Regions from separate parts of the Mus musculus genome. Here regions 2, 3, 4, 5 and 6 are each linked to region 1. The links are chromatin loops, found by intact Hi-C in ENCODE. Cell type or tissue: left cerebral cortex. All regions are shown on one strand. Links, peaks and the distances in the headings refer to the core of each region. The heading gives the core; the rest is flanking DNA. Region 1 holds the start of Gm26873 (a long non-coding RNA gene). Region 2 overlaps Lnpep (leucyl/cystinyl aminopeptidase). Region 3 has its middle 22 kb from the start of Lnpep. Region 4 has its middle 45 kb from the start of Vmn2r90. Region 5 has its middle 4.0 kb from the start of Mir99b. Region 6 holds the start of Lnpep (leucyl/cystinyl aminopeptidase).

What was found. A loop is a pair of places that touch in the nucleus more often than their neighbours do. Peaks named below come from ENCODE experiments on the same cell type or tissue, not always from the same donor. Only the 100,000 strongest peaks of a DNase experiment are listed, where the experiment ranks them.
Region 2: a loop joins it to region 1, with 5 times the contacts of the local background. A loop is called at or near these places in 30 of 42 quality-filtered maps.
Region 3: a loop joins it to region 1, with 11 times the contacts of the local background. A loop is called at or near these places in 39 of 42 quality-filtered maps.
Region 4: a loop joins it to region 1, with 7 times the contacts of the local background. A loop is called at or near these places in 25 of 42 quality-filtered maps.
Region 5: a loop joins it to region 1, with 4 times the contacts of the local background. A loop is called at or near these places in 2 of 42 quality-filtered maps.
Region 6: a loop joins it to region 1, with 3 times the contacts of the local background. A loop is called at or near these places in 10 of 42 quality-filtered maps.

Annotation. Positions count from the first base shown.
Region 1 is chr17:17,392,284-17,397,172 of GRCm38, reverse strand. Riok2 (RIO kinase 2) reads right to left here. Exons shown (of 10, transcript NM_025934.2): 10 at 2,274-3,718. The coding sequence ends at 3,554. Gm26873 (a long non-coding RNA gene) reads left to right here and starts at 480. Exons shown (of 2, transcript XR_003952270.1): 1 at 480-2,090; 2 at 2,984-3,324. In left cerebral cortex, for the core only: CTCF peaks have their summits at 2,629 (motif pointing left) and 3,989 (motif pointing left); DNase peaks (open chromatin) are centred at 2,651, 3,677 and 4,087.
Region 2 is chr17:17,564,972-17,569,860 of GRCm38, reverse strand. Lnpep (leucyl/cystinyl aminopeptidase) reads left to right here. Exons shown (of 18, transcript NM_172827.3): 7 at 1,427-1,540; 8 at 3,047-3,178. Among named protein-coding and RNA genes, the nearest start is that of Lnpep, 57 kb to the left of the region's middle. In left cerebral cortex, for the core only: a CTCF peak has its summit at 2,579 (motif pointing right); a DNase peak (open chromatin) is centred at 2,592.
Region 3 is chr17:17,643,885-17,648,773 of GRCm38, reverse strand. No RefSeq gene overlaps it. Among named protein-coding and RNA genes, the nearest start is that of Lnpep, 22 kb to the right of the region's middle. In left cerebral cortex, for the core only: a CTCF peak has its summit at 2,835 (motif pointing right); a DNase peak (open chromatin) is centred at 2,843.
Region 4 is chr17:17,746,894-17,751,782 of GRCm38, reverse strand. No RefSeq gene overlaps it. Among named protein-coding and RNA genes, the nearest start is that of Vmn2r90, 45 kb to the right of the region's middle. In left cerebral cortex, for the core only: a CTCF peak has its summit at 2,241 (motif pointing right); a DNase peak (open chromatin) is centred at 2,233.
Region 5 is chr17:17,823,743-17,828,631 of GRCm38, reverse strand. It overlaps a transcript of Spaca6 not described here. Among named protein-coding and RNA genes, the nearest start is that of Mir99b, 4.0 kb to the left of the region's middle. In left cerebral cortex, for the core only: no CTCF peak of the experiment used is centred there; DNase peaks (open chromatin) are centred at 913, 1,297, 1,703, 2,489 and 1 more place; H3K4me3 peaks cover 2,461 bases; H3K27ac peaks cover 2,466 bases.
Region 6 is chr17:17,622,022-17,626,910 of GRCm38, reverse strand. Lnpep (leucyl/cystinyl aminopeptidase) reads left to right here and starts at 2,422. Exons shown (of 18, transcript NM_172827.3): 1 at 2,422-2,517. The coding sequence starts at 2,499. In left cerebral cortex, for the core only: a CTCF peak has its summit at 2,263; DNase peaks (open chromatin) are centred at 1,753, 2,264, 2,866, 3,432 and 2 more places; H3K4me3 peaks cover 3,113 bases; H3K27ac peaks cover 2,964 bases.

The sequences.
Region 1 (4,889 bases), core at 468-4,467:
CCCTTATGCAGTATTGTCCCCATTCCACTGAAGTCATCTGTGACTTGCTCTCTTTTGATTACAGCAAATCACACTACACTTCTGTCTCCCAAATTTTCTGCATGACTTCCTCTTTTACATCCTGTCTTTCTCAGTCTGTCTATTTAACCAAATCCCTCTCCCACAGAGTACTTTCCCCAGGAACACTTCCTTGCACTCGTTGTTCATCTGCATCAGTTTGGTACCAGGCTTTTTCTCCTAAGGTTGGTCAGCTTACTCATAATTTGTCTGAGATGATGTGCCAACTACAAATTATTATCTTAAAAACCCATGTACTTTCCCCTGGTAGCTTTACACTACCAAGGTTTTGGAAAACAGATCTAGGAATAACATAATTTTTTTTACCTCTTAATCGAGGTTACATAGAATTATAGTAGTGTTTAAATAGTCACTTTCTTTTATTAAAAAAAGGGGGGGGAGGCATATATTATGATACTCATGTCAAGCAACAAATTTGTATTATGATGTATACTTAAGAAAGTGCATTGATACTAATTTGTTATGTAATGTGTGTGTGTGTGTGTGTGTGTGTGTGTGTGTGTTGTAAGCTAAAGGTCAACACTGTCTTCCTTTGTTGCCTTTCACCTTACTGAGAGCTCCTCTTGGTGAAATGGAAGCTTGCTGTTTTGGCTAACCTGGCTGGCCCGCCTGAACCAGAGACTTACCTCCTTCTGAATCCTCAGCACGGCAGCACTGATTCACAGACACGCAACAGTGCTTGCCTTCTCCTATACAAGGGTGCTAAGGATTGACATTTAGGTCCTCATGCTTGAACAGCTAGCATTTTAACCTACGAACCAACTCCTTCCTCTGTCTAATTTTAAACAATTTAACATGTTTTAATGGTATTACTATCTATACTTTACAATATTGAGGTAAAAGACTTAAGGACGCTAGTTTTTTAAGTTCCTGGGCTTTGGAACTATCCCCATACTCCTGGTTATCACACAGCTCTGAGGTCCTCTAGATACTTTTTTTTTTTTTTTTTGGTTTTTTCGAGACAGGGTTTCTCTGTGTAGCCCGGGCTGTCCTGGAACTCACTCTGTAGACCAGGCTGGCCTCGAACTCAGAAATCTGCCTGCCTCTGCCTCCCAAGTGCTGGGATTAAAGGCGTGCGCCACCACGCCTGGCTAGATACTGACTTTTAACCTCCAACGGTGTTAATTCAGTTGTGCTAAGACAATATTACATATTGCAAACCAATGGCAAATTAAGATGTAGCTTAATGCTCTACATTCTGAGGTACAGAGGACATGGATAATGGGCTTCTGCCTATCCTGGAGGTGGCTGCTAAACTTGGAGATAGCAGCAGAGATATTAATTGGGTAGCTATTTGTCAGAAATTTTACCAAGTACGCGACGAAAAAGAATAGTTATTTTAAGTTGCACTCACCCTATGATTAATACCCTCTAAATATTCTATGGTTCTGGAGTTCAAAGCCAGCTGCATGTTGAATAGATCAGTGGCTACCAATACCAGGTTAGCACAAATATAAGTTACATGTTGCATAGAAAAAAGCTTGTTTAATGGGAACGAAGTCAACTATTAAAGAAAGTGGAAAGCAAAGCTTCTCACAGAGATGTTTTGGTTTGGGTGGACACTGACCTTGGGCTTCAACCATGCTAACCCAGTGTAAATCATAATACTAGAAAGGATCACAGCTTGCGTTTAATGAAATAGAAAAGATGGTTAGTCTAGTTAATTTTCTTTAGTAGCTTTAAGGGGTATATTAGTAATTTTAGCCTAATAAATCCACACCATATTTGAAAGTACATTAATCTTTCTTTGCGTTTTTTTGTTTGTTTGTTTGTTTTGTTTTGTTTTTTTGGAGACAGGGTTTGTGTAATCTTGGCTCTCCTGGAACTCACTCTCCAGACCAGGATGACCTCAAACTCCAATCTACCTGCTGATTGCCACCATGCCTGGCTATGTTTTTATTTACTTACCAGACAGGGTCTTTCTACATAGCTCTGGCTGTCCTCAAAGTGTGTAGACCAGGCTGCTTCCTGAGTGCTTGGAATTAAAGGAAGGCACCACCACCCCGGCTCTGGTAAGGGTTTTGTGATACAAAAGTAAATGAAAATACACTCTACCACTGTGTTACGTGTCCAGTCCTTTTCACAAATCCTCTTCCATCTAGTCTTCACAACTCTGATAGACACTATCACAAACCATATAAATCAAATAGAAACAAGCTTCTTATGTAGCAGTAGTGAAGTAAAGCCAAGAAAAATGAGGTCAAACACTTTTATTCCCAATCTGCTTTGGACATAAGAAAAACGTATTACAAAATAAACATTCTGTGGTCTTATTAAACTATCTTCAACATCAGTTTATGTTATAGAAACACTTTTAGCAGAGTATAAAAAATGAGTATCTGAGCTTAAACTACATTTTAAAACAGGGCTATATCAACACTTCCAAAAATCAGTCTAATTTTCAAAGAAACTGCACTTGACATATTCATATATCCAAACATTTAAATGCGCTTAGATAGTGATCAGTTACAAATAGTCAGAATGAATTTTGCTAAGGTAAAAGGGAAGCTGGTGTTTTTATCATGTCACTGCTGGCAAACACTGCCATCTGGTGGTCACTTCTTGCTGAAGACGATCTTCTATTCGAGATCTGCTCAGGGAAGCTGAAGGGACAGTGCTTGTATACTTACACTCACTTCCACTGACTGAATTAGAATGCGCTTGAGGGATGAATCACACCAGAGTGTTGTTCTAGAGACTTGTTAACACTGAGGTAGGAACACATCCTGGAGTCATGCATTCTCTCTCTCTCTCTCTCTCTCTCTCTCTCTCTCTCTCTCTCTCTCTCTCTCCCTCCCTCCCTCCCTCCCTCCCTCCCTCCCCCCACTTCTGCTGAAACCTGGGGAAAGCTGACAACTGCAAAAATACTGGTAGGAACCTAAACTTCCTTTTCCCACGACCACAGGGCCAATGAGAACGGCACCAAAAGACCCGCTGCTGCTCGTCTACCCATTACTGATTCATCTCCACTCCAGAAGTCTAAAGAAACAGAAGACGATCAGTTTCACTCCAATGGTCAAATAACTGTGTACTGACTGTCTCAGGTGATCCTAAAGCCAACTCACCAATGTAGTAAAAGCCCAAGTGTGACCGACTGAAGGAGAAAAGAGAGAACTACAGATTGCATTAAGTTGTTCTATTATTTATTACATGTAAATCCAGAATCTGAGGCAAGTCATTTTTCTACCTGTTTAAGGCAGAGTCTGAACATCACAGTGAAATAAAAATGATGTCCATGTTTTGCAATTACTGCCAATGAAGTTTTTTTCACACGTTATTTTATATTTAAATTAGTTACCTGAAAAATTTTAAGAAACAGAGTGCTTGGCAGATTTACTATTAATCAGACCTTGGAAGCTCTGAGTCTAAAGAGGCTTTATTTCCATAATTTACTGGCTTTGGTCCAAAAAAGACCAATATACTGGCTAAAAATAAAATTATAGCATCTAAAAAAATAATACATATCAGAAATCTATTAGTCTCCCCAAAAGCTGGCTGCTTCCAAACTCGATTTAATATTCTGCATGTTTTCCCTCCGCTGCTTGGTAAACACATTGGCTTCTCCTTTCTGCAGCCGGCGTCTGGCAGCCGCCTTCTGCTGCCTTGTCAGCTGACGCTTCACCTTCTGCTTCACCAGTTCCTGCAAAGATCTTGTGAATTAGTATCACTGACAACCATCTTGATAAGGAGCAGAGAAATCATTATCAAATTATTATCCAAGATTTACACTGGTAGTATCTTTCAAATTTACATGTTAAAGATGAATTTTAAGAATCCTAAGGACACTATATGAACTAGTAGATAAAACAGGAGAAGCTGTTGAAAGTTTTTAAAATTTATATTCTTCCCAGAAATACAGATTATACAGCAAAAGTGGTCAGTTTAAATTATCAACTGCTAGAGTGCCACCTAGTGACCATTATGAACAATGAGTTGGGGGGAAAAACCCGTCTTGGTAAAACACATGATTTTGTAATTATTTGCTCGCTCCCTCCCTCCCTGAGGTAAACTCTCCTGTAGCCTGGGTGCCCTGGCTGGCCTTAAACTGGACCGTAGTCAGATGGCCTCGATCTTCTAGCCCCTGCCTGCCCTTCCAAAGGCTGGAATTACGTAGCCAGCCCTGTGGTGCTTGGGACAGAGAAGAGGCCTGGGGGCGGCAGTCACGCATAGGAAGTCCTCACAGAGTATGCAGATGCAGAGCACTGTCTCATAGTTAACAACCACAAATGCCATATGTACAAATCACATGACTGAAAACGTTTTTTTAAAAAATTCAGTTCATAATGACTTTTGGTTTCTCTTATAGCCCAATTCCAAACAATGTACAAATCCTACACGGTAATTTTTTGTGTGTAAGAAAAACCTGGGTACAACATGAAGTAAAATATTGTGTTATTTTAGCAACTACATGGAAATCATCACTTGCTGTTAAGAGTAAAAAGGTCTCCCATTAGCTCTAGCCACATGTATGTATAAAGGCAACAATTACTTAATTCTGTTTCATGTTTTCAAGAACAGAATTTACAAATGACTATTGTGTTTATAAATTATAAGTTTATGTATAGCATAAGAGCCAATAAATAGGAATGATAAAAGAATTAAGGAGGGAACAGATTTTATGATACAATTTTAAGGAATTTAAGCCCTTTTTGTCTTTATATAAATTCCAAAACCACCACCACCAAGTCCACTGAGGTAACTGTTTTCTTCTGTCATCTTTACAAAACAGAAAAGAAGCAGTATGAGAAAAGTGTCAGGAGGCGTTGGCTATGGCCTGCCATCCTAGCAGCTGAGAGCAGAGGCATGAGGAG
Region 2 (4,889 bases), core at 344-4,343, 170 kb before region 1:
CTGTTTTTTATTTTATCTTCTGTTTGGGGCTTATAACTTATCTTCCTGTTAAATGGTTTTTAAGATACTACCTTTGAAAAATAAATGATTGCTACTCTCAAATGTAATTGTTTGTTTTATTAATAATGTATTTTTTGCTACTGTTGTGAAATAAGCCCCATACCACATTGACAAATTTGCATACCCCATGACCACTTTTTTTTGCAAATGTGGGTGCATGCATGTGCATGTGTGCTTGTGTGTGTGCATGTATGTATGTCTGTGTGTGTGTGTGTTTCTGTCTGTGACAGTGCATCAGGAGTCCTCTTCCAGCACTCTCCACCTGTCCTGAGGCAGGATCTCTTTCTGAACCTAGAATTCATATCTTAGAGAGGTTGGGAGCCAACAGACCCCAGTGATTTACCTGTTTATATGTCTGTAAAACTGGGATTGCAGACAGTTTTTAGAGAATTACATGGTGGCTTCTTACATAGGTGCTAAGGTCCAAAATTAAGTCCTCAGGATTGCAGGGTAAGTGCTAATGGCTGAGCCATATCTTCATACCCAAAAGTATTTTGAACATATGTTATTTAGGAAGGTCTCTTACCTTTTTCCTTCTTCTTATTACTATATATAAGAAACCATTGAAAGATTACTCTGACTTCTTTTGTGCGGTGTGTGTGTGTGTGTGTGAGAGAGAGAGAATACATACATACATGCCAGGTTTCTATAGGAATGTTACTTAAATTTTAGTCAGAAAGAATCATGTGTTTTGAACCTCAGGTAATGGAAGAAAAGCATGAAATCCAGGCAGATCCTCTGACAATAGGAAAATCTTTACTTGTCATGGATGATTTTATATATATAAATTGGAAAGTAATCTTACAGAGTTGATATTAGATCAGATAATTTCATTATCTAAGGAGTTTCACTTTAATGAAGCAGCTTAAAATTTTCATTACAGCCAGGCGGTGGTGGCACATGCCTTTAATCCCAGTACTTGAGGGGCAGAGGCAGGTGGATTTCTGAGTTCGAAACCAGCCTGGTCTACAGAGTGAGTTCCAGGACAGCCAGGGCTACACAGAGAAACCCTGTCTCGAAAAACAAAAAACAAAAACAACAAAAAAAGCCATTACCTATATAAAACATGTTGTATATAGCATATGTTAAAAATTCACACATATTTTAATAAGTAAATATAGTCTTTCCTGCTTTTTCCCCCATTCAGTTTAGGTAAAATGTTGAACTTTTTATTTTACTTCTAAAATCAATTTATACAGCTTTCAAAATCCTTTCTTTTTTGGGATAGTTTGTATAACTTTTATAAGACTTTAATTATTCTGGGTATAGATTGTTTTAAGATATTTTGATTATCTTCAATTAGCCTGATAGTCCATTCAATTAAGAAATTCCTGAGTCCTGCTGGTGACGAATTTGTCTCTTACAGTGGTTTGGAAATCTGGTTACAATGCAGTGGTGGAATGACCTGTGGCTAAATGAAGGCTTTGCCACTTTCATGGAGTATTTCTCTGTGGAAAAAATATTCAAAGAGCTCAACAGTGTAAGTACTGTGTTTCTTTGTCCTATGAGGAGGGAATAGCCACATTATAAGTTAGTATTTACCATATATTTTCTACATATTTGAGATAATTTGAAAAAAGTTAAAATCAGTAATGCTGGAGACTTGACAATGAAACCCACTCTTGCATATTGAAGTATTTCATTAAACATTAAAATGATTATTTTTTACTTTAGGATGATTATTTTAACTATTACATTTTATTTTATAAGATGTGGTCCTTTTGTTTGAAGGAATGCAGATAAAATTGGAAAATAACTTAAATACTTGTATAAAAAGAAATGAAATGAAGACTGGCTTCATACTGCTTTTTATATTGTCACTGAGTGCATTCTTTCAACAGTTCTTAAGTAACATAAGTTGCTTAAATAAAGAAACAAGGGCGGGAGATATGGCTAAGCAGTTAAGAGCACTAGTTGCTCTTCCAGAGGTCCTGATATCAATTCTAAGCACATGGCTCACAACCATCTATAATGTGATCTGATGCCCTCTTCTGATGTCTCTAAAGACAGCAACAGTGTACTCATATACATAAAATAGAATCTTTTTTAAAACCAAACAAATAAATTACTATTGCTGCATACAAACCATGCATTTGTTTCAAAGATTGAATACCATTCTGTTAAAGAGAGGTATTGTGCTGTGAGTGTGTCATTAGAGACTGGAGATACTTCCTGTACTCAAGGATTTTCAGACACCATAGGTCATAATTTCATAGGCATTGCTGAAATAATTCAAGTATTATTGGGTAGCTGAAGGGAAGCACAAAACATGTGCCTCTCAAACTATAGGACAGTCTCCCACATAGTATTGTCTTCAACCCTAAAATTCTGTGACTTGCTCTTAGACGCTTACATACATTTTTTAGGTATTTATAAGAAGTATTCTTGGGAGTTTTTAGTTTGACATTTCTGTATATAGGGCTTGATTCCGACTGCAAGTAATTTTTAGTTGAGATACGAAATAGGTAGTTTAAATAATGTGTGCTACTTAATTAAACATTGAAATACAGAGTCTCACCACTTGGGGGTGCTGAGAACACTTTAAATTCTAATATACATTCTAGGGACACTCTTGGCTGAGCTCTCAATGCTTTCAGAATAAGAGTTGTATTTTCTTTTAAGTAACCTCTAAGAATTATATATCACTTTAATAGAAAATCAAGGTAAGGACCCCATTTCTGCCCTAAGTTTCAATTTCTGTTTTAAAAGTCTACTTTAACCTTTGTTGAATATTTATCTTGGATATTCAGATTTGGAATTTGCCTCTGATAGTCAGAGATTCTCAATTTTACAGTTATGCTCTCTTTTCAGAAATGCAGATTCTCACATGCCTCAGTTCTCAGTGCCGTTTTAAGCTTAAGGAACTGCATACAATTTACTTCCATTTGTTTATATGCTGCACCTTAGTGAGCCCAGGTGTTTTTCATTCTGTAGCAATTGTGCCTTTATATCGGTCATGACTTCCTACTGCTTTATCTTTTGCTAGTATGAAGACTTCTTAGATGCTCGATTTAAAACCATGAGGAAAGATTCCTTGAATTCGTCTCATCCAATATCATCATCTGTTCAGTCTTCGGAACAAATAGAAGAAATGTTTGATTCTCTCTCCTATTTTAAGGTATCACTGTGCACAAAGAAATGTACTTTTACTAGACTTCAACCTTATTTTGTAGGTCAGCAAACAGCGTGATTCACATTACAGACTGAACAAGCGTTGCCTTTGGTATCCTATTGAAGTTTTAACTGTTTAAATTTTAAATATGTAAATCTGTTTGGTCTTAACGTTTGTGTTTCTGTCTCCCTTTTAGTCAGTGTGACTAGTTTTCAGGCAGTGAAGCAGATCATGTAAGAATTCATCTTTCAAAGTTAGTTTTCTCCCTGGATCTGTCCGTAGAATGTGTGCTTAGAAGAGCATCCTAAGCAAAGCCCTTTATTGTGGTACTCAGAATTGAGGTATTTTCTACAATCAAGATCACCAAAAAAAATTAAGCATAAAAAGTTATTTTAGTAATTGACAGTTCTCCTTCAGGATGTGAAACATTAGACACCAGGACAGTGGATGGAAAGTAGAAGCTGGCTTCATTCTGAGCAGGTTGGAGAACAGAGGGAGTGTGGTACTGGTATTACCTGAATGGATGCTGTACAAGGGTGATGCTAAAGCTTATGATTGGTTGTCAGAGTCCTTGGATAGTAAATCCCTCTGCTAGATAGCGAAGAAAATACATTAAGTGTGAGGATAGAAACCATACTATCAAAAAGCTCAAAATTAGGAGGTAAATACATGTGAATGAGCAAGAGAGGCTGTGTGTGCTGAAATAGTACAAAAAATGTATGCATGTTGAAGAGAGAAGCCAAAGAGCACAAGGTAGGGCAGATATGGACTTTGAAGAGGAGAGCCAGGAGGGCTGATGTCTGGGATTCAGAGATGGAACCAGGCTTAGGAAGGTAAGAAAGAAAGCATGAGCCCAGCTACAGCAGGTCCTGAGTGCCATAAGAAATCGATGATGTTTTTTTAACATAAGGATGATTTGATTAAAGTTAATATTTAGAAAATTTAAATTGGATTCAGTTAATAAAGTTGATTCCGAGACCACAAATGGGACATGACACTGAAAATCAGACATGCAGAGTGAACGTTTGCAATGAATGGTCATAGCAATGGGAAGAAAACAGATCTAAAACTAAAGGGAGTTTTGTACTTGAAGGACTTAGTGACAGGGTAAAACAGATAAAGAAGGAGGCAAAAATGTTGTCTGGATTAAAGCCTGATGAAGTAAATAATAGTACTTTTAACAAGAAATTAGGAGTTTAATGTGAGTATACAGAGGCACTAATTTTTTCTTATCTGCAGTTTTTCTTTCAGGCTTCAGTAAACTATTATTAGCCATCTTAGGAAAAATACTAAAAGGAAAGACCAGAAAAGCAGTCTGTAAATTTTAAACTACATATCATTCTGAGTAATATGTCCTGCATGGGCATGAGCCAATTTTCCAGTGTAACCATGTTGTATATGCAACTTCTCAAATTATCACTAAATACCATCTCAGTTCCCAGATTAACTGGCTCAATTAGGGCTTGTGGTCAGTTATCTTTTATTTATTAATGATTCCTAATGTACAAGAGTTATGTAGCTGCCAAAGCAAAGGTATGAAGTGGTTCCTTTAGGTGACTAAGTCAAAGTTCTTAACTTTATAAAGAAAGAAAATCATAGGCCTGTCTTGCTAAGATCTGCACTATAGTAAAATATTTTGAAATAAACTACATTTACATGACTTATTATAGTAAGTATATTGCTTATAATTATCTTATTAGGAATTATTAATATTAAA
Region 3 (4,889 bases), core at 422-4,421, 250 kb before region 1:
AGGCAGATTTCTGAGTTCGAGCCAGCCTGGTCTACAAAGTGAGTTCCAGGACAGCCAGGGCTATACAGAGAAACCCTGTCTCAACAAACAAACAAACAAACAAAAAATGCTCTGTTCTTCAACGCAGATTCTCCCGGGCCAGAACAATCTCTTTAGTGGAGGCTAATATTGCACTGAATTCATTAATATCACAAGTAAATGAATTTAAGCGCCCATTATGTATAATGTAATTTTCTATTTGTCTATTTTACAATATTTAATTCTAGACGGAACATATAATATTTGGATTTTTTCCTTTTCTTCTGATTTTGCCATTTTTATTTATTAGCTATTTTCTGGCTTTTATTTATTTGGTTTCTGTTGGGAATCTTAATTTTTTACAGGTTTAAACGTCTGCATCCATTTCTGAATCAATGAATAAGAGCTGTATTTGAGAAAGCAATAAAATTTTTAAATGTAGCTTATATTTATTTATATAAAATTCTTCTATTGTTATCCTAAATAACCTTTTAAAATATATTTACTATACATTGATGGATATGTTTGTCCAAGTTTATGTATTTGAATGATACTGGGGCAAGTGTCTTGTGAGTCCATGAGAGTATTCTGGGTTCATTAGAACTAGAGTTATAGTTATAAATTATAACTTATAATTTGTCTGGTATGGGTTCTGGGAACTCAACTTAGACCTAATTTAAAAGCACCAAGTGCTATTAACTAATGAGAAATCTTTCTACCCTTCTGAACTCATATGGATATTTGTCTTATGTCTGTAAAATTGAGGACCATGAACTTAGTTATGCTAATTGTCTTATTAAGTTAGGTGTGTTAATCGTTTTCCTTTTTTTTCAGAACTTTTTCTATGGGGAGCTTTACAGAGCATAATGTAAAATTGTCTAATTTTAAGCTTATTTGATTCATATTGTATAACATATGAGATAGCTAATATTATATTACATAATTATATTACATATAAGCATATATTTATATAATTGTCTCATTTTAGGTCTATAAGATTCATATTATATAACATATTATAGATAGTATTACTATATTATATATCATTATGCACATGATATATAATATATCACATAAAATATACATGGTTATATATGATATAATCATTATAGTAATAATATGGCATAAATTATGGTATATTTCATAGAGAGCCCTAACATTTTTTAGTGAAAATTATTCATATCTCATAAGTACTTGTAGTGTTGTTTTGTATTGTGAAAAATCCAGTAGTTTGTGGAGCTGGCTTTGTTTTAGTTCAAGGAAATAATGTGGTATTCAGTGTACCACGCACTGGTGTGGTTCATTTTTTAAAATGTTAATTACATCTTCCTGTCAAATTTAAACTTTATACAACTAAATAGCAAGGTAAGTATTTATATACCCTCTTTCACTGAATGCCAAGGGAGACATAACTGCAATTCGATGGTTAGTGAAGAATGTGAAAGATCACTGGTGGGATTCCACTGCACAGAGAAGGGAAGCCATATCTTTTGGAAGAACAATGTAAATGGAAGAAAACATGGTACAAAGGCATACTAAGTAAGAATCGAATAAAAGGAATTGGCAACTCAGCATGCTTCATAAATTCCACAGATTACATATCGCTTACAGAAGCTGTACTCAGTGTCAACCCAACAGAACACATGCACTCGTGATGAGTACACCTGACACTGAGGTATTTGAAACACCATTGTATTACTTCTGAAGGCATATCTAAACTCCATTGACAACAGTACATGAAATTGCTTGAAGATCTCTGAGTTTCTTGCCTCAGTATAGCAGAACATACACTCTTAAGTAGAATGGGATTTTTAAGAACACAGTAAAAACGATAGTATTTTCCCAATATGTAGCAGTTGGCTATAATGAAGATTGTCACAGAGATGTGCTGTAACAGCAGTGGAAACTGATTTCTGAGAGGCAATGTCCCTAGAGATTTCATCTCAGGATTACTTCTTGCAGCTGATATGCCTTTCATGTGACTATTATATAGCCTCAGGATGCCTGGGCATTAGCCTACCCTATTAAGCAAATTTCCTGTAGATCAACATATAGATAAAATTTCATGAATTACTACTGTTCGGAAGAAACAATGATTTTATAGGATGCCTGATTTGACTCAAATAATTTTAGGAACAAAATTTTAAGAGATGGTTTTAGTTGTTCTGACATAAAGATATAGTAAAATTAGAATCAAGAATAGAATGTTGCCCCCTCCTCATAAAATGGTAAAGGCTGCATAATAAGGAATACAATGAGCTTTCCAAATTACATGAAAATAAGAAATAGGCTTGGGACAAATTTGGGATCGAGGAAAAACATTTATTCTAGGTCAGATCCAAGGATGAAGCCACCGGTGTGCACTGTAATAAAGTAAGGCCATGTAAAAACTGTTGCTTTGAATTTATTTATACTGAGCATACAGAATTGAAACATTGCTTTGAACTTGTTATTGATATCCGTCTGTAACTCCCCTTTTATGTTACATTTTATTTATGAGAGCATTCTCTCTTATGTAAAGAATTTTTGTCTAAAAGTTATAAAAGGCTTATAGCAATAAAGAAAGGCAGTATAGGCACAAAAAAAAGTCACTGCTGTAGAATATACTTATAAAGTCGTTATTCAAGCATTCAAATTAGAATGATCAATAAACCTTATGAATTATAACTGAATCGTTAACTTGATATGCCTGAAATTCAAGCCTACCCATAACCCTTTTGTCTTAGGTCTCAGTTATGTGTCTAGCCTACAGAATTGTTTTCTTGAGTTGTGGGTTTGGGCCAGGCTGGTACTTTCAGATCCTCTGCAGTTACTCTTGCTGCCACTAGATGGAGCGCTTGATCCTTTTGCTCCCATCACTCAAGCGACTATGTCCTTTGACTCTTAGGTGACTTTAGTAGGAATTGAGCCTGCTACACTAGAATTACCCAAAGTTGTTTTTGTTCTGGTGTTAACTAGATTGATCTTATTCATCTCAACACAACTGCAATTTCAAAAAAAGATTTTAGTTAGAATACTATAAATGCAAGTTTTATTTCTATGTCTTTTGATGTGTTGGATATAAGCTGAGGATTGATACCTACTCCTTGGGATTGTTACCTACTCCTTAAAGCAGTAATCATGCACACAAGGCGATGCTGCACACTGAAAGAGGTTAAGTGCAGTACCATGAATAAAATGTAGCAATATCTAATGTAAAGTGTTTTTGATGACTTGTTAGGATAAAATAGAGGTATTTCCACAGTTCTTCAAGATTTAAGGCATTCTTTGAAGATGATCATATGTTGTGAGCATTCAACGTGCAGTTCATTTGTACACCAGCCCTCTGCTCAGTGCAAGGAGGGCAGATGTATGCCATTACGTACAGTTTTAAGGAAAATATTTTTATTTGACTTTTTAAATAGCTTCTATTTGTGACAAATAGGTGGAAGCTTAATCTCTTCTTATTTTAAGAATATTTGGCTTAATTCTGGTCTCAAATGTTTCTTCATTTACACAAATCTCTGTACACTTTAAGATTTTATTTATGATTTATTTTCCTTTGTGTTTTTCCTATGTTAAATTAATTTATTGAAACACATTGTTCATACCTTAATGTCCTAGTTGGAGCCAATGCAGTATGATGGAGAAGTTATCCTGAACATTAGTGTATCTTCTGGAATAGATTTATTATCACTGTTTTTGTAATTGTCAAATATATACAAAGCTGATATTTAATGTTCATATAAGATTTTATTGCTTGGCCGGGAGTGGTGGCGCATGCCTTTAATCCCAGCACTTGGGAGGCAGAGGCAGGCAGGAAGATTTCTGAGTTTGAGGCCAGCCTGGTCTACAAAGTGAGTTCCAGGACAGCCAGGGCTATACAGAGAAACCCTGTCTCGGTTTAAAAAAAAAAAAAAAGATTTTATTGCTTGGAAGTCATCCTGTATTTGTTCTAGTTCACGACACTATGTAGTTATAAAATGTATCAAAACTTTGGGACTGACCCTACATCCACCAATGAACCATTTCCTTAGCCTGAACTAAGGCGCCTCAGTGTGGTGATTCTCCTCCACCATGACTTTTTCATCCATGTAAATCTCACCTCTGGACTTCACTGCCTCTGGGAAGATTGAGGTCTTAGTCAGAGATGCTACACTGCTTCATCCTGTACACCAAGGTCCTAGAGCCACAAATACACCCTTTAGCCAGAGGAAGATTTGAGATGCAAGAAACCAGGAAAAAGTCTAAACAAAATAAAAGTTTGCATGAGTTGGGTAACTCTGCTCATCGACAAATTGTACTGCTAGTTCCAGAGAAACTGACAGCTGGCCTCAGATAATATGGGGCTATCAGATATCCAAGGCTAAGTTAGCTGATGGATTTAGAGGATTTTTTTCTTTTTTTATTAGATATTTTCTTTATATTCATCTCAATGCTATCCCGAAAGTTCCCTATACCCTCCCCCCACCCTGCTCCCCTACCCACCCACTCCCACTTCTTGGCACTTGGCACTGGCATTCCCTTGTACTGGGGCATATAAAGTTTGCAATACCAAGGGGCCTCTCTTCCCAGTGATGGCCGGATTTGAAGGATTTTTTAAAAGGCACATATGAGAGTCTTGATGGTGAAACAAGGTAAGTGATTTATAATCTTTGTGATTCTTATGAGCTATATCTCTGGTCAACAGCATGCTTCACCAGTCATGTAGGAAAATAAATATGGAGATTTAGAAGTGAAAGTTCTACTATCCCTTAAGGATACATTAATAGAGATGAAGGAGGAGACAGAATGTGGAGGCTTAAACAGATGGAGGTGGGAGGCTGGAGAAATGGCTCAGTGGTCAAGAGCACTGACTGCTCTTCCAGAGGTCCTAAGTTCAATTCCCAGCA
Region 4 (4,889 bases), core at 616-4,615, 350 kb before region 1:
ACAAAGAATACAAGATATTCCATGACAAAACAGAATTTACACAATATCTTTCCACAAATGCAGCCCTACAAAGGAGAATAGATGGAAAACATCAAAACAAGGAGGGAAACTACCCTCTAGAAAATGCAAGAAAGTAATCTTTCAACAAACCCAAAAGAAGATAGCCACACCAACATAATCTCAACTCTAACAAGAAAATTAACAGGAAGTAACAATCACTTTTCCTTATTATCTCTTAACATCAATGAACTCAACTACCCAATAAAAAGACGTAAACTAACAGACTGGATATGCAAACAGGACCCAGCATTTTGCTGCATACAGGAAGTGTACCTCAGTGACAAAGACAGACACTACATCAGAGTAAAAAGCTGGAAAACATTTTTCCAAGCAAATGGTCCCAAGAAACAAGCTGGAGTAGCCATTCTCATAATGAACAAAATCGACTTTCAACTAAAATAACACACACAACTATGGTTTACGTGAGAAGAAGAGATGCATGGTTATGACAAATAAATATGTTTAAGAAGAAGCCAAGAAGGACGGGATCCACATGAACACAGCACCAGTAACATAGGCAACTAGAAGAAATGAAAACAAAACCAAATACTCCAGACTATTCACCTCAATATGTCAAATGACCCCTCCACAAAATGGTTTTCAGTTGGAAAAGACATGATATCAAACTGTATTTAGGTGCAGCAGATTCTAGTTAAAACATTCCAGGTCTTAAGTAGTTTTGGAAACCTGAGTATATAATGTCCTCTAAGACTTTTGCTGTCCTTGGAAGGAACAAGGGAAGTCTTTAAGATACCCATGCCCAAACTAACTCGTAACATCTATGGTATCTACCCTGAAATTGACTGAAGTAAACACATTGGCCCTTCTTTGTTGGATGCTGAAAATCTAGAAAGGAAAGCCAAATAGCAACATCATATTACAATTTATGGTTATCAAATTACACCAGATTTTCAAAGAAATAATAAAGATTTCATTTGTTCCTTCTCCAACTCCTTCACCCTTTCTAAGACAATCATATACTACCAATACCCATTCCATGATTGAATACATTAAGATTGAAAGAATTTAAGAGTGAGTTCTGAGATTCTTAACTGTGGAAGAAGAGGACAAATGGGTACAATGGAGGATTCAAAGTACAACTGACCTAAAAATCAGTGATACGAGAGAAACAGATGTATAAAAGTTGGGGTCTTAGACAGATGCACTTAGCACATAAAATGAGCAGAGTGCATAGAAACAAACAGTTATCTAGGACTAATTGCTAGTCTGGGTCTTTTGTTGTTCTATATCAATTTGAGGATTTTCTTTGTATTTATGTGAAGAATGAGATGAGGATGTTGATTGTGATTTCACTGAATCAGTAAATTGTTTTGGTAGGAAGGTCTTTTTTCACAATGTTAATTCTACCAAGCTGTATGTTTGAGAGGTCTTCAAATTCAAATTCACATAGTGATATGTGAATCTTTTCACGATTTTTACTGATCAAATAAAGGCTAGAGCCTGTGATTGGGCAGCATAGGTTAAAAATGGGATGGGAGGTCTGAAAGAGAGAGGAGGAAGAGAATATGGAGCAAGGGTATCATAGCTGGGAGATAGTTTGGTGTGGTGATAGTGCTGCCTGATCTAGACTTATAGCTTATAAATTTAATAACTGAAGTGTGTGTTTTTAATACGGGTTTATTGGGGGTGAAAATTACTGCAACAACTGGTGCACCAATGTCTCCCTTGGAACCCTCTAATCTGAGATAAAAGTCCTCCCTCCCACTAAAAATAAATAAATAAATAAATAAACAGCTAGGTCCGTGCTTTAAAACTGCAGCCCTGGATAAAATAATCACTGAGTGAGTTTAAACGGTTTACAGAGAGCTACTGAAAAGCTCCCTCGTCAAGTCACAACGTGGCTGGGCGTTCCTGGAGCCTATAAGAAGGACCAAGGACCAAGGACTCAGGGGTGATATTCCTGTAGAACGGCTGTTGACAGCTGAGATTTGACAGCTGGCAAACAGTATTTAACGTTCTAAAGCTTTCTCACAGGCATAGCGAGCTTATCTGGGCATCTTTGCTCCAGGGAGCCTTCCCTTGCAGGCTTACCCTGATTTTCCCCCAAGTCTAAACAGGATGCAAGACAGTCAGACGGGCTCTACCAACTGAGATTGGTGTGCAAATGCAGCAGGAAAAGGCAGGATAGTCCAAAAGTGAACTGCAATTTCCCGAGCTGAACAGCAGAGGGAGACAAAGGTACAACAAGCTCTGGATCAGGAAACAAGATAATTTTCAGATACTTGAATTTATGAAATTTCTAGGCAAATGGATGTACTTGGAGGGCATCATCTTGACTGAGGTAACCCAATCACAAAAGAACTCACACAATATGTACTCACTGATAAGTGGATATTAGCCCAGAAACTTAGAATACCCAAGACATAATTTGCAAAACACATGAAACTCAAGAAGAAAGAAGACGAAAGTGTGGACACTTTGCCCCTTCTTAGAATTGGGAACAAAACACCCATGGAAGGAGTTACAGAGACAAAGTTTGGAGCTGAGACGAAAGGATAGACCATCTAGAGACTGCCATATCCGGGGATCCATCCGGTAATCAGCTTCCAAACGCTGACACCATTGCATACACTACCAAGATTTTGCTGAAAGGACCCAGATATAGCTGTCTCTTGTGAGACTATGCTGGGGCCTAGAAAACACAGAAGTGGATGCTCACAGTCAGCTATTGGATGGATCACAGGTCCCCCAATGGAGGAGCTAGAGAAAGTAACCAAGGAGCTAAAGGGATCTGCAACACTATAGGTGGAACAACAATATGAACTAACCAGTACCCCTTGGAGCTCGTGTCTCTAGCTGCATATGTATCAGAAGATGGCCTAGCCGGCCATCAGTGGAAAGAGAGGCCCATTGGTCGTGCAAACTTTATATGCCTCAGTACAGGGGAACACCAGGGCCAAGAAGTGGGAGTGGGAGGGTGGGGGAGTGGGTGGGGGAGCATGTGGGGCACTTTTGGGATAGCATTGGAAATGTAAATGAAATAAATACTAATAAAAAAATTAAAAGAAAAAAAGAAAACTAATCTCAGCTGGTCAGTAGTGGCACACGCCTTTAATTCCAGAATTTGGAAGGCAGAGGCAGGCAGATTTCTCAGTTTGAGGCCATCCTGGTCTACAGAGTGAGTTCCAGGACAGCCAGGGCTATACAGAGAAACCCTGTCTCAAAAAAACAAAAAACAAAAAACAAAAAAAGAAAAAAAGAAAAAAGAAAAAGAAACAACCCCCCCCCCAAGAAATAAAACCAAAACAGAAACCAAACAAAAAAACAACAAACCCAACAACAACAAAAAACCCTAATCTGAACGATAAAAGTGTTGCAAAATTCGAGGAGTGGGTGGGTGTACACCCTCATAGAAGCAGGAGAAAGAGGGATGGGATTAGGGGTTTCCTGGGGGTGGGAATTGGGAAAAGGGATAACATTTAAAATGTAAATAAATAGAATATACAATAAAAAAGAAAGAAAAGGAGAAACACTAAATACCTTTGGATTTTATGAAGGATATTTTGAATGAATGAACAGGGATGGATTTAAAAGAAGTTGACAGTTATAATTATTACAATATTAAGTAGCTTATCTTCTCAGGAGACAAAGCTCTAGATAAAAATTATAAGCCTTAGGAAAAGGGTTAGAGGAAACCTTGGATAAGATGTTAGAACAAAAGATGCAGAATTTCATAGATCAGACTGAATGGCAAAGAGGTAACGATAAAATTTCGGGGAAGAGTCTAGAGGATAATTTACTAAAACTAGTAAATCCAAACAAGATAGTGGCTATAATATCAGAATTACTACACAAAGAGAAATTACAATCATGGAAGCAGGGTCCAGAGTAGAAGATACAGGAATATATAGAGTAGAATGAACAGCACAAAGAGAAATTTAAGACCTGACAACATGGCCTAGAGAAACCACTGGAACTAAAGATGAAAGGATTCATGGGTCAAGTTAAGCAACAGAGAGAGGAGAATGAAAGTTACAGATAGGAGCTGGAAAAGATGCTAGAACAAATGATGCAACAGCTCACAGATCAGACTCAGTGGTATAGAGAAAATAATGAGAATTGGAAGCAAGGATTGGAGAAGAACCTTTTAAAATTAATCAAAACTAAATAGCAGAATATCAGAATTATAAAGAAAAAATGTAGAAGCAAAACCTTGAACAGAGAGTACACGAACTTACAGAAAAGGAGGAATTTAAAATATCAATTAGGGAAAATACTCAGCTAGAGACAGAAGATAAAAATAGAGGAAGCCAACCAAGGGTTGTTAGAAAACAAACTTTAGTTTATCCAGTTAGTCTACAACAAAGACCACCATACGATGATCATCCACAGGGTTATCAGGAATTCGAATGGCAACCTTGGATGTGTTAGGACTCAGAAAATTTAAGGAGAGTACCACTAATTTTGGAATGCATTCACCATTTATCAAACAAATCCTGACTTATTGGGCTACTAAAAATAGAATAATCCCCCAAGACTGGAAGGATACGGCAAAAGCAATACTAGAACCCACATCATACTTACAATGGTTTTTATGGTGAAGAGAAGAGGCGAACGAGATAGCACAACAAAATTGAGCCAGGGGTAGAGAGATTTCCAAAGACCAGCTGCTTGGTGGAGGCCAGTAGAGAGATTTCCAAAGACCAGCTGCTTGGTGGAGGCCAATTTGCAGAGATAGCAGTGCAGGCTGTATTTGATGAAGAAATCTTGACCTTGTGTCTCTTGGCAGTCTTAAATGCTTGGGACAAAGCTGCAGATTCAGAGAAAAGATTTGAACCATTTTCCCAGGGCATTCAAGGTGCAAAGGA
Region 5 (4,889 bases), core at 397-4,396, 430 kb before region 1:
GGCCTGAGGGGGGGGGGGCGGTGAGGGAAAGCAGGGAAGGGAGAATCTTTAAGATTCTCCAGCCCTGAACATCTCTCCACACACCCTGCAAGTTTCTCTTCAGAGGGCCAACTGAGGCTCACAGAGAAGGTTCCGAACTGGTTCAAGGTCACTGCCCCAGGCTTGGGTGCATCTCCCTTGGGTTCACAGGCTTGCTTTGAGGAAGGGGTAGGCGCTCGACTTCTCCCTGGGCATGGGTCCCCTCCCCCTCTTTGCAGACCCTAGGGAGCCCCCAAGGGTCAGAGAGCAGACCCAAACAGTCTGGCACCATAGCAACCAACTGGTCCCGCCCCCTTAACCCCTGGAGGGCTGGACTCCAGCTGGGGCTAAAAGGGGTGGGGGAAACCTGGTTCTCAGGAAGGAGCCCCCCACCTATGCCCCAGTCCAGGCAGAGAAGAAGAAAAATGTCTGGGGCCCTGACTCTTGGGTTCTGAAGGAGGAGGGGATTGGGGTTGGCCTATGCTTATGTGCAGGAGGTGATGGCTGGAGAGTGGACTCCTTAGTCAGAGGCAAGAAGGAAATGGGTGACCCAGACACCTGGGTCCTGGGCAGACCGCAACCAGGGCTTTGGCTTGTGGAATCTGGGCAACGGCTTGGAAGATAGACCCTGAGGGAAGAGGAAGCTGAGACCCGGAATCCCCGGTCCTCAGAGCAACCTGGACGCTGGGCCTCTCTACTACCAGACAGCCCCTGCCCCAGGCGCTGACCCGGGTCTGTCTGGCAGCCCAGACAACCTCCCCCTCCTGGCACCCTCCCACTCACACGGCTCACCCTTGACCCCGCAAAGCCCCGCAGCCCCATCTCTGCCCCTCCCCCTCCCTTCCAGCCAGACGTTAACCCTTAGGGCGCTGGAGGCACCTCCAAAGCCAGACAGTTTTCTTCCACCTCCCCTGCGGTCTCTAGCATCTGGTCCCTTACACTTTGGGATCCTGCAGCCTCCCTCTAGAATCTAAGAGATCCTTCTAGCTTCTGAAACCCGGGGACCCTAGAATCTAGTCTCTAGCTCCTTCCAACAAAGATTCAGAAGTCTGGGTTCCCAGCTCTCCACCCTCCCTCCCAACCACCACCACCACCACCCCCCTCACACACACACACACACACACACACACACACACACACACACACACACACGCCACCACAACCACCACCACCACTTCGCTATCCAAGCCAGAAGCCAGAATTCCAGGCCCAGGCTAGCTGCCTCCTCCCTTGGGGACCCTGGAGTCCGGCCCAGGTCCCATCCCCCTCCGGTTCCGCAGACTCACCGCTCCGCAGCTCCAGCGTCGCTGAGACCCAGTGTCCTCCTCCAGCCCCAGCCCCAGCTTCTCCATCCTCTCCCTCCTCAGCCGCCCGCGGCCCCTCTTCTTCCTCCCGCCAGCCCCGCCATCCTCCGCCCCCGGTCGCCCGCTGCCTCCGGCCGGTGCCTCCTCCCGGCACTGAGCGCCCGGGCTCCCCCGCCCTAGACCCCGCGGGCAGCGTGGCCTCGGACCGGCCCCCTCCCCAGGGGGCCCCTGCCCGGCCCCTCCCCACCGCCCAGCCCAGTCCGGCCTGGCTTCCTCCCACCCCCCTGCCCCGAAGCTGGCCCGAGTCCAGGGGAAAAAATTCCATCCAGCCCTAGGGAGGAGGAGCAGGGTGGAGGAGGGAGCGGGAGGGGAGGCCGGGCTAGGGGAACATGACGCAGGGAGAAGGGAAGGGACAAAAGAGAGGCCGGGAGGCAGTGGAGGCAGACTCCCTCCTTCCCTCCTCCTCCTCCGATAGTGTCCGTTCAGTCTCAGTAGCTTTCTACCCTTCGATTCCCTTCATCTCTCCCCCCTTCCAGACTCTAAGCCTCCTCCCTCTTGTCTGCCACCCCTATGTCATTCTTTTTTCTGGTTTTCCTTCTATCTGCCCTTTCAGCCTTTCACTGTCTGCATCTTCAACCATTTTGCTAGCGAAGGTTCTTGCATTTTCTTTCCGTTTTTCTCCCTTTCTGGATGGGTGTGTTCTCCCTCTCTTCTCCCACTCTGCACCTTCTCCAACCAGGGGCTGCATTTCCACCCACCCCTTTCGCCGCGTCGCCGCCCCCCCCCCCTCCTGCGCAGTGTTCCTCCCCTCCTCTGCACTGGAACTCAAAGGTGAATCAGACCCCCATATCTGCCCTTGCACACGGAGCTCACGGTCTGATGGAGGAATCAGACCCAGCCGCAGACTGTCCGGGGTGGTGGAGGGTGCCTGAGGTGCGGGGGTGGGGGTGTCGAGACCAAAGACCAAGAAGAGAGGGGATGGGTGGAACGGCAGATAGAAACCCACCCTACAGCAGTCTGCAGACGATCCGCCAAGAAGGCGTGGTTGCTGGTGCGACCTTAAAAAAAAAAAAAAAGTTAGATCCAGTTGTTGAAGGTAGCAAGCAGTAAGGGAGGTCCTATCCAAGGGCACAGTTTAGGCAAAAGCCCAAAGGCAGGATCTAAGGTGATAGCAGAGGATAACAAAGAGGTCCACTGTGATTAGGGACCAAGAGACCGGAAGCTCAACCCAGACTAGGGTGAGTGGGCGGGCAGTCCCGAACGTGTTCAAGGCCAAGCTCAGAATGAAGTTGCTTGAAGCTAACTATGTGCCTAAGAGCCTTTTGAGAAAAGAGGAGGAGTTGGGCGCAGATCTGACTGTCAGATCTCTCAGGGGATTTGGGTGATCTGGAAAGAAAGATTGTGGATTCTGAGGAGTCCTCCTCTCTCCTTGGCAGTGGCTAAGACCAAGGAGGAAGGAATAGAGAGGAGAATGTAAGGGTTTGTGGGTACTTAGGGAGAAAAGGAAAAGAGACAAGCAGAAAGCGGGATTCTGAAACGGTGGAAAGAGAGAAGAGACCAGAGAATATAAAGGTGAATACTGTGGGCAACCTATCACAACCTAAGGACATTAGTGGGTAGATAGGAAATTGTGTATGGCTTTGAGCATATGCTGCACTACCATTTTTCTCCCCGGGTAGGGTCACTTTTATTTTCACCTTTTTAAATGAAGTACTCCAAAGTTGCCTTATATTCATTCATTTAAGTGACTACTTACCATTTTATTTATCCATAACTTATGAAGTGAAATAAGAGACAGGGTCTTTTAAAAACATGTATGTCTATTCAAATATTCATATATATATTCAGAGGCAATTTAGTACAGTTGGTAAAAACATGCTAGGCAAGATTTCTGCTCTCCTATCCCCTCATAATAGTTGTTGGGCTTGTTTTTATTATTGTTGTTGTTTGGTTGGTTGGTTGGTTGTTGTTTTGTTTTAGATAGGATCTCACTATGGCCTGAAACTCACTTTGACAAAGATGCATATGAGTAAAGGTGCCCACAGAGACAAGGAGAGGGAAGACATCAACTATCTGGAACCTGGAGTTAGGCAGCTGCAAATCACTCAGCATGGGTACTGAGAACTCAGCATCAGTCATCTTCAAGAGCAATGCATGTTCTTAAGCACTGAGCAGTACTTGATTTATTTATTTCTATTTTATTTATTTAAAGTCTCACTAGGTAGTCTAGACTGGCCTTTACCACAACTCTCCTACTTAAGATTCTTAGGGTTTTCTTTCTTACTATTCCTAAACTGTAAATTAAACTTTATCATGAACATACGTGATAAAAGACTAGGTATATTCTATATGAGGTTCAGTACTAACGGTTTCAGATAAAGATGTTGGAGCATATCTCATTTCCCCACCAAGAAGAGGGAATACTGCAGATGGGATTGGCAATCACTGTACATACTCTGTTGAAAGAAAACAAGAACATTTCCCAGGTTTCGTAGTCTCTATAAAGGCTCACAACCTATGGGTTGTAACCCCTATGGAGATTGAATGATCCTTTCACAGAGGTCATCTATGACCATCCTGCACATCACATATTTACCTCACAGTTCATAATGGTAGCAAAATTTCAATTAGTAAGTAGCAATAAAAATTGTTTTTATGGTTGGGAGTCACCACAACATTAACTGAATGAAAAGATTAGGAAGATTGCATTAGGAAGATTGAGAATCAGTGCTATAGAGACTATTATTTAACACAAATCTTATTGTCTGAAATAGATATTAGTCTCCATGTAAAAATTAGGGAACCAGGTTCTGCCATGAACCTGGAGTCAAAGTCAGGGCCTCGTGTATGACAAACCCTGAGGACTCTACCAGTGAGCTAAAACCTCAGCTCACTAGGGCTTGGTGTTCTCAATAGGTAGAAGCCCAAAGGACTTATGCTGTATCTATGAAAATATGCTGGCACTTGTTACATTTTTACTTCTGTGCGTAGATTCACAGGTGCTTTAAAAGTACCGTTTCTCAGTTTCTACACATAGACTAGGTGTCCTGAATTGTTGTATCCCATCCATAGTCCTGCTGGTCCCTTGTCCTGGCTTAGATGCAACTGGATTCCATTGTGTCTGATAGAGCACTCTTTGAGGGAATAGCCTGCCTCTGAGTCACCCCTTAGTCCTGAGTATCACTCAACATGGGTGTGGTTCCGAGCAGGGATCAGGAAGATATTTGTTAAATGAGTGAATGGAGCGATAGGTGGATGTCAAGTAGGTTATTTAGAGATTAGTCTGTCACTTGTTTAAGCCAGTGGGATAAGGGAACACAATTCTTGAGACATGAAGTCTTTATTCTCATCAGGAAGTCATGGGGACAACTACTGCTCTTCTCTGCTTCAGAGAGTTCTAACTCACACAGAACCTAAAAGTCATATGTGAAATTCCTACATAGCCTTGAAACTCAGGACCCAGCATTTGTATCACGTGTCTCCAACCCCTGTGGTTCAGAATCTGCCACTTCCATCAGCCCCTGGGCGTCAAGTGCCATTTGGTAAGATGGCTTTGCAAGTATAACC
Region 6 (4,889 bases), core at 359-4,358, 230 kb before region 1:
TTGACGGAACAAAATTCACTAATATGCATTTAAGGCTACATGGGATTCTGAAATATGTTTGTTTTATTTACTGTTTGCTTGTATTCCTGAATAGCAAAGATGAGATGCAAGAGATTGGCAAAGAAATAGGTAAAAAAAAAAAAAAAATCTCCTGATTCTCCCAAATTTATGAATGCAAATTGTGAAACACTTTAGCACACAGTCTCAGAGCTGAAAATTTAAAAACAAAACCCAAGGTAATGTGATTCACACTTAAAGTATGATAGACTGTAGCTTGCTGGTGAGGTGAGGTGATTTATCATGTTGTGGAGTTTTAAATAACTGCTACTAAGTGCTCTGGCACCAAAAATAACACCAAAAGAACAAAACACGACCTAATAGGGAAGAGTTTCTTAGCTAAGCAATACCAATGTGAAACAGGCTCATTTGAACAAAATCCATGAATACAAGAGTTCTTGTGGTTCATTTTCTACTTTTGGTTCGGAATTGCTCCGATATGGGGACTAGCCTAAGGACTCAGCCTATCTTTCACACAGTGAAAAGGCAGTAGCAGCGTTGAGATATGATGTCATGAACATTTGTACTGAGCACAAACAGACCAACTGGAGACATTCATTATAAAGACATTCAGTGGAAAGGTTTCAATGTGGGCAGTAAATTAGAAATATAAACATTATACTGTACTTATTTAATATATTGTGTAACGATTAAAAATGAGGACATAGCCCTAAAAAAATGAATGAAAAAAAAAACCTGCCCCACTGATCTTGTATTCTTGATAAACAATAAGCCTTTTGACAGCTAAGAGTGCTCTGAACATAATGGCAGGAGGAATCTTTATAGAACCCACTGTGTTTGTTGCTATTTTAGGTGTGTGGTCAGAGGATTCTCTGTAGGGGTGACATTTGAGTTAAGAAAATGACAGGAAGAAGTAAGCAAACAAAACACAAAGCTGTGGAACAATTTTGCAAGGAGGGTTTTGTTTTGTTTAAAAAAAAATAAGTAAAGGTACGGTTAACGATGCTGAATAAATCGCGCCAACTTCTAGGAGCCTTATGAAAGCTTCGGGGCCATTAAAGGGCGAGAATGTTAATGAGGTCCCAGAGTTAGGTAAGGAGTTTAGTGGTTACTCCAAGTACAGTTGGTTTTCACAGGGCGTTGTAAAACAGGAGTGGAACGTAGTGGATGTAATACAATCGACCTCTTAAAAACACTGCACTTCGGGTTTACTTCTTTGAACGTAGAATTTCCTTATCGATCGAACATCATCCCTTTCTCCTCTTTCGCCCAGGATATTTGTACAGGTTTAGATTTTGTTTGCACGGGTTGACAGCCTGGGAGGAGGAGTGTGTGACAGTTGGCTCGCGCAGTGAGGCCAAGGCCTAGCCAAGTCGCCGCAGGGGACGAAGCAGTGAGTGGGGAGGAAAGAGGAGCTGTGGCTGCGGTTGGGAGGGATGGGGGAGCCTCTTCGCGGGGTGTTGACTTCCGGCAGTTGGAGAAACAGGAGCTAGCAGGAGCTAACGCGGTCTCTACGTGTCTCGTAGGCTGCCGGGGACCGCCCCGATTTGGCACCGGAAACAATGGGGCCCGAGGCAAAGGCGCGAGTACTAGGGGAAGGGGGAACTTGGCTCCCTCCGGTCTAGCCCCGCGGAATCAGGCCGTGTACCCTGAAGGCTGGGAGCAGCCAACTGCTGGTGTCGAGTAAGGACAGGACTAGGCAGGCGGGCCTCTCTGCACACAACCTCTGCGCGCACGGTCCGTTCTCCTACACCCCGCTCCGGGTTTTGAGATCTGCTCGCAGTTCTAAGCCCAGCCCTAAGCAAAGGGCACCGATCGACTCCCGGGCCCCTCCCTTCCTCTGGCCTCCGGCTTTGCTGCAGCAGCAGCTGCTGCAGGGCGTTCTGCTAAAGGAGGGAAGTCGGGCCGACCACCGCCGCAGGGCTTGCTCCGGCGGTTAAGAAGAGCGCCGCCCCGGGCTAGCCCAGCGTAGAGGCCGACCCACCCTGGGCCTTGTCTTGCTTTCAGAACGCGAAGGGCGACAACCCCTCTGGCGACAGCATCACCGGCCGCATTTCCGGGCTCAGTACTGGGGTGGCCGCACCCGAAACACGGCCGGATGCAGTAGTAGGTGTACCAGTTGTCTGAACCGGGGTACTACAGCTCTGCGGCACAGACAGCGCGGCGGCTAGAAGTGAGCTCCGGGGGTGGGGCTCTAAGCCCCGCCCCAGCACTGCGCTCCTCCCCGCCGCCCCTGGGCGGAGTGGGCCTAGGGTTGAGCGATGCTTAGCGTCCACGCCTCAGTGGGTCTTTTGCAGCAGTTGCGAAAACCCGGAACGAAGGTGTTGTTGCCGTGCGGCGGAGCGGCGCCGCCCCTCGCCGCACCTCCCCGGCAGCCCTCGGAGGCCTTTGCTGGGCATGCTCAGTCGTCAGGACCGCTTCGGCTCTCGGAGTAGGAAGCTTGGGGCGCTGGGCTGGTAAGGACCCGCGGCGGGGCGAAGATGGAGTCCTTTACCAATGGTGAGTGGCTAGCCCGAGTCGCGGATTCCCGGGCTCTCAGGGTCCAGAGGGTCAGATGTGGCAAGGGGGTCAGGCTGCAGGCATCCCTGCCAAGGGTTTCCCAGGCGGGCCGGGGGGCGGCAGAGGGGCCAGGGTCGGCTGGGGCAGGCGTGAAGGTCAGCCCTCTCCCGGGGGCCAGCCCCGAACCTCCAGGTGAGGTAGTCGGCAAAGTTTGGGATGCTTGCGCGGTGGAGGGGGCGGCGGCAAAGTTGGCAACGGCGTTGGTCCTGGGGGAAGCGGCCGCGGCCAGGAGAAGCTGCGGCCCCGGCGAAAGCCTACTCGTGCGGGGAGCCTGGAGCTGTCCGCCCGTCCTTCACCGAGCTGTCCGCATGCCTTTCCGTAACAGGGCGGGGTGGGGCCGCGGCTGGCAGCGTGATTTAGTGCACTGCAGGGAAGGAAACTTACCGGGGGCTGGCTAGTACTGCTCGGTGTGGCGAAGATGCCGCCCCGCATTGCCACCCGTCTGCCTACCGCTGCTCCGCAGGTCGACCAAACTTCTTTTTACCAGCTAGTGATGTTTGATCTTCTAGTTAGAGATCCATTGAATATCAATGGCCCTTGTTGGGCTTATATCATAAGGTGGCATGGGTGTGTGTGTGTGAAAGTCAAAGCAGTCTGTGTCCAGAAAATAGCCACGGCCCTTTACTTCATGGCTTTTGTCTGGGCTTGTAGTGCTTGAGTCTCAATATAGAGGTGAGATGATGTCTCACCATTTTATGGTGTTTAAATATATGGATTCCACTTTAGGATGGAAAGTAGGAAAACTGCTAATAAAGGGTAGGGCTTAATGAGATTAGAGGATCCACTTTCTACTTGGCATGTGTTTCCAGTGTGGTTGGTTACTTCAGGTAGGTAGAAAGTCAGATTAATGGGAGAGAAGCATATTATTGTTGGGAGGGGGGTCGCATGCCACTTAAGGAACTGGGAAGGGGGAGGGGACACCCACTCTATCCACTCTAATGCCTAGGCTGGACTTTGTTGTGTTCTTTAACATTGTTTACCACATCGCTGGAGCTGTGACCTACTCATTATGTTCTCCTTTTCCCTAATTCGGGATGCTTTATTCTCCTGCCATCTTTCTGTCTGCAGTGTTTAATTAGGCTTAGTAATGACAGCTTTAACTCCAAATTTCTTTCTCATATGTGTTCTATTTGTAATTACCAAGTTTCTAAGAATAGTCTGGTAAACTTACTCAGAGAATTAAGGAAGATTTGAACTGAAAGGCACCATAGAGACCATCTAGGATTTGAGTGTAAAATGTGCTTAAAAGAGGTATAAAATTTTCCAAGACGTTTTCTTCCTTCTAGGCAGAATTATTGGAGCCTCCTTGTTTTAAATATGTAGGTAAGATTTTTAATTATGAAATCTTACCCAATTGAAAACAAGAATGAGTCATTTATTTAGTCAGGTTTTTCCCTGGTTGATTTGTTGAACTTCCCCCCTACATAATTAAAGTACATTTTCACACCATAAAGTTAAAATCTTTTCTCCTCCCATAGAATATCCTCCTTTAGATATATTTACAAACTGTCTCATTTGGGAAGACCATGGAGAAATCCTAGAGAAAAGAGGCAAAAGGTCAACTTTTCTAGTTCTTTTCTGTCTACCAGTTTTTCACAGTTGGTGTTGAAGGCTGATTGGCAATGTGTCATTTCAGTTAATGCTGTCCTCCTTTAAGAAGGAAAGCAGGAACTACATATAACTCTGATACTGCTAATTTAAGGTGCTTTGAAGACTTTAAGGCGGAATAGGTATTTAAAACTTTTAGAAGTTTGCTGTAGAATTTTCTCGTGTTCGAATACTATATAGTGTAAATTGTACTTATTTTTGTCATCTTACAATCTATGATTGAAGGATTTATCAAGCTTGTTTGTTTGTTTGTTTGTTTTTCAGGACAGGGTTTCTCTGTATAGCCCTGGCTGTCCTGGAACTCGCCTTTGTAGACCAGGCTGGCCTCAAACTCAGAAATCCACCTGCCTCCGCCTCCCGAGTGCTGGGAGTGCTGGGATTAGAGGCGTGCGCCAGCACGGGCCGGCCTGGATTTATTAAGCTTAATATTGGCTTTTGTAATTGATCCTCCTTTAGTAAATCTTTCTCATTTACATGCTCTTGAATGTCCCTGCATAAAGAGGTGTGTGTGTGTATAGATGTATAATAAAGTTTCAGTAGCTCTGAGCCCTTGGCTTTCTTAAAATACTGTCAGCAGTTCATTAACTGACTCACAAGTTCATAAAGTCGAGGAATTTAGTCTTGTCATTCCAACCTTCAGAACTCAGTGATTTCAGTAGCATTTTCTATGCTTTCACTATTTGCTGTGCAATGAGTTGCTATGG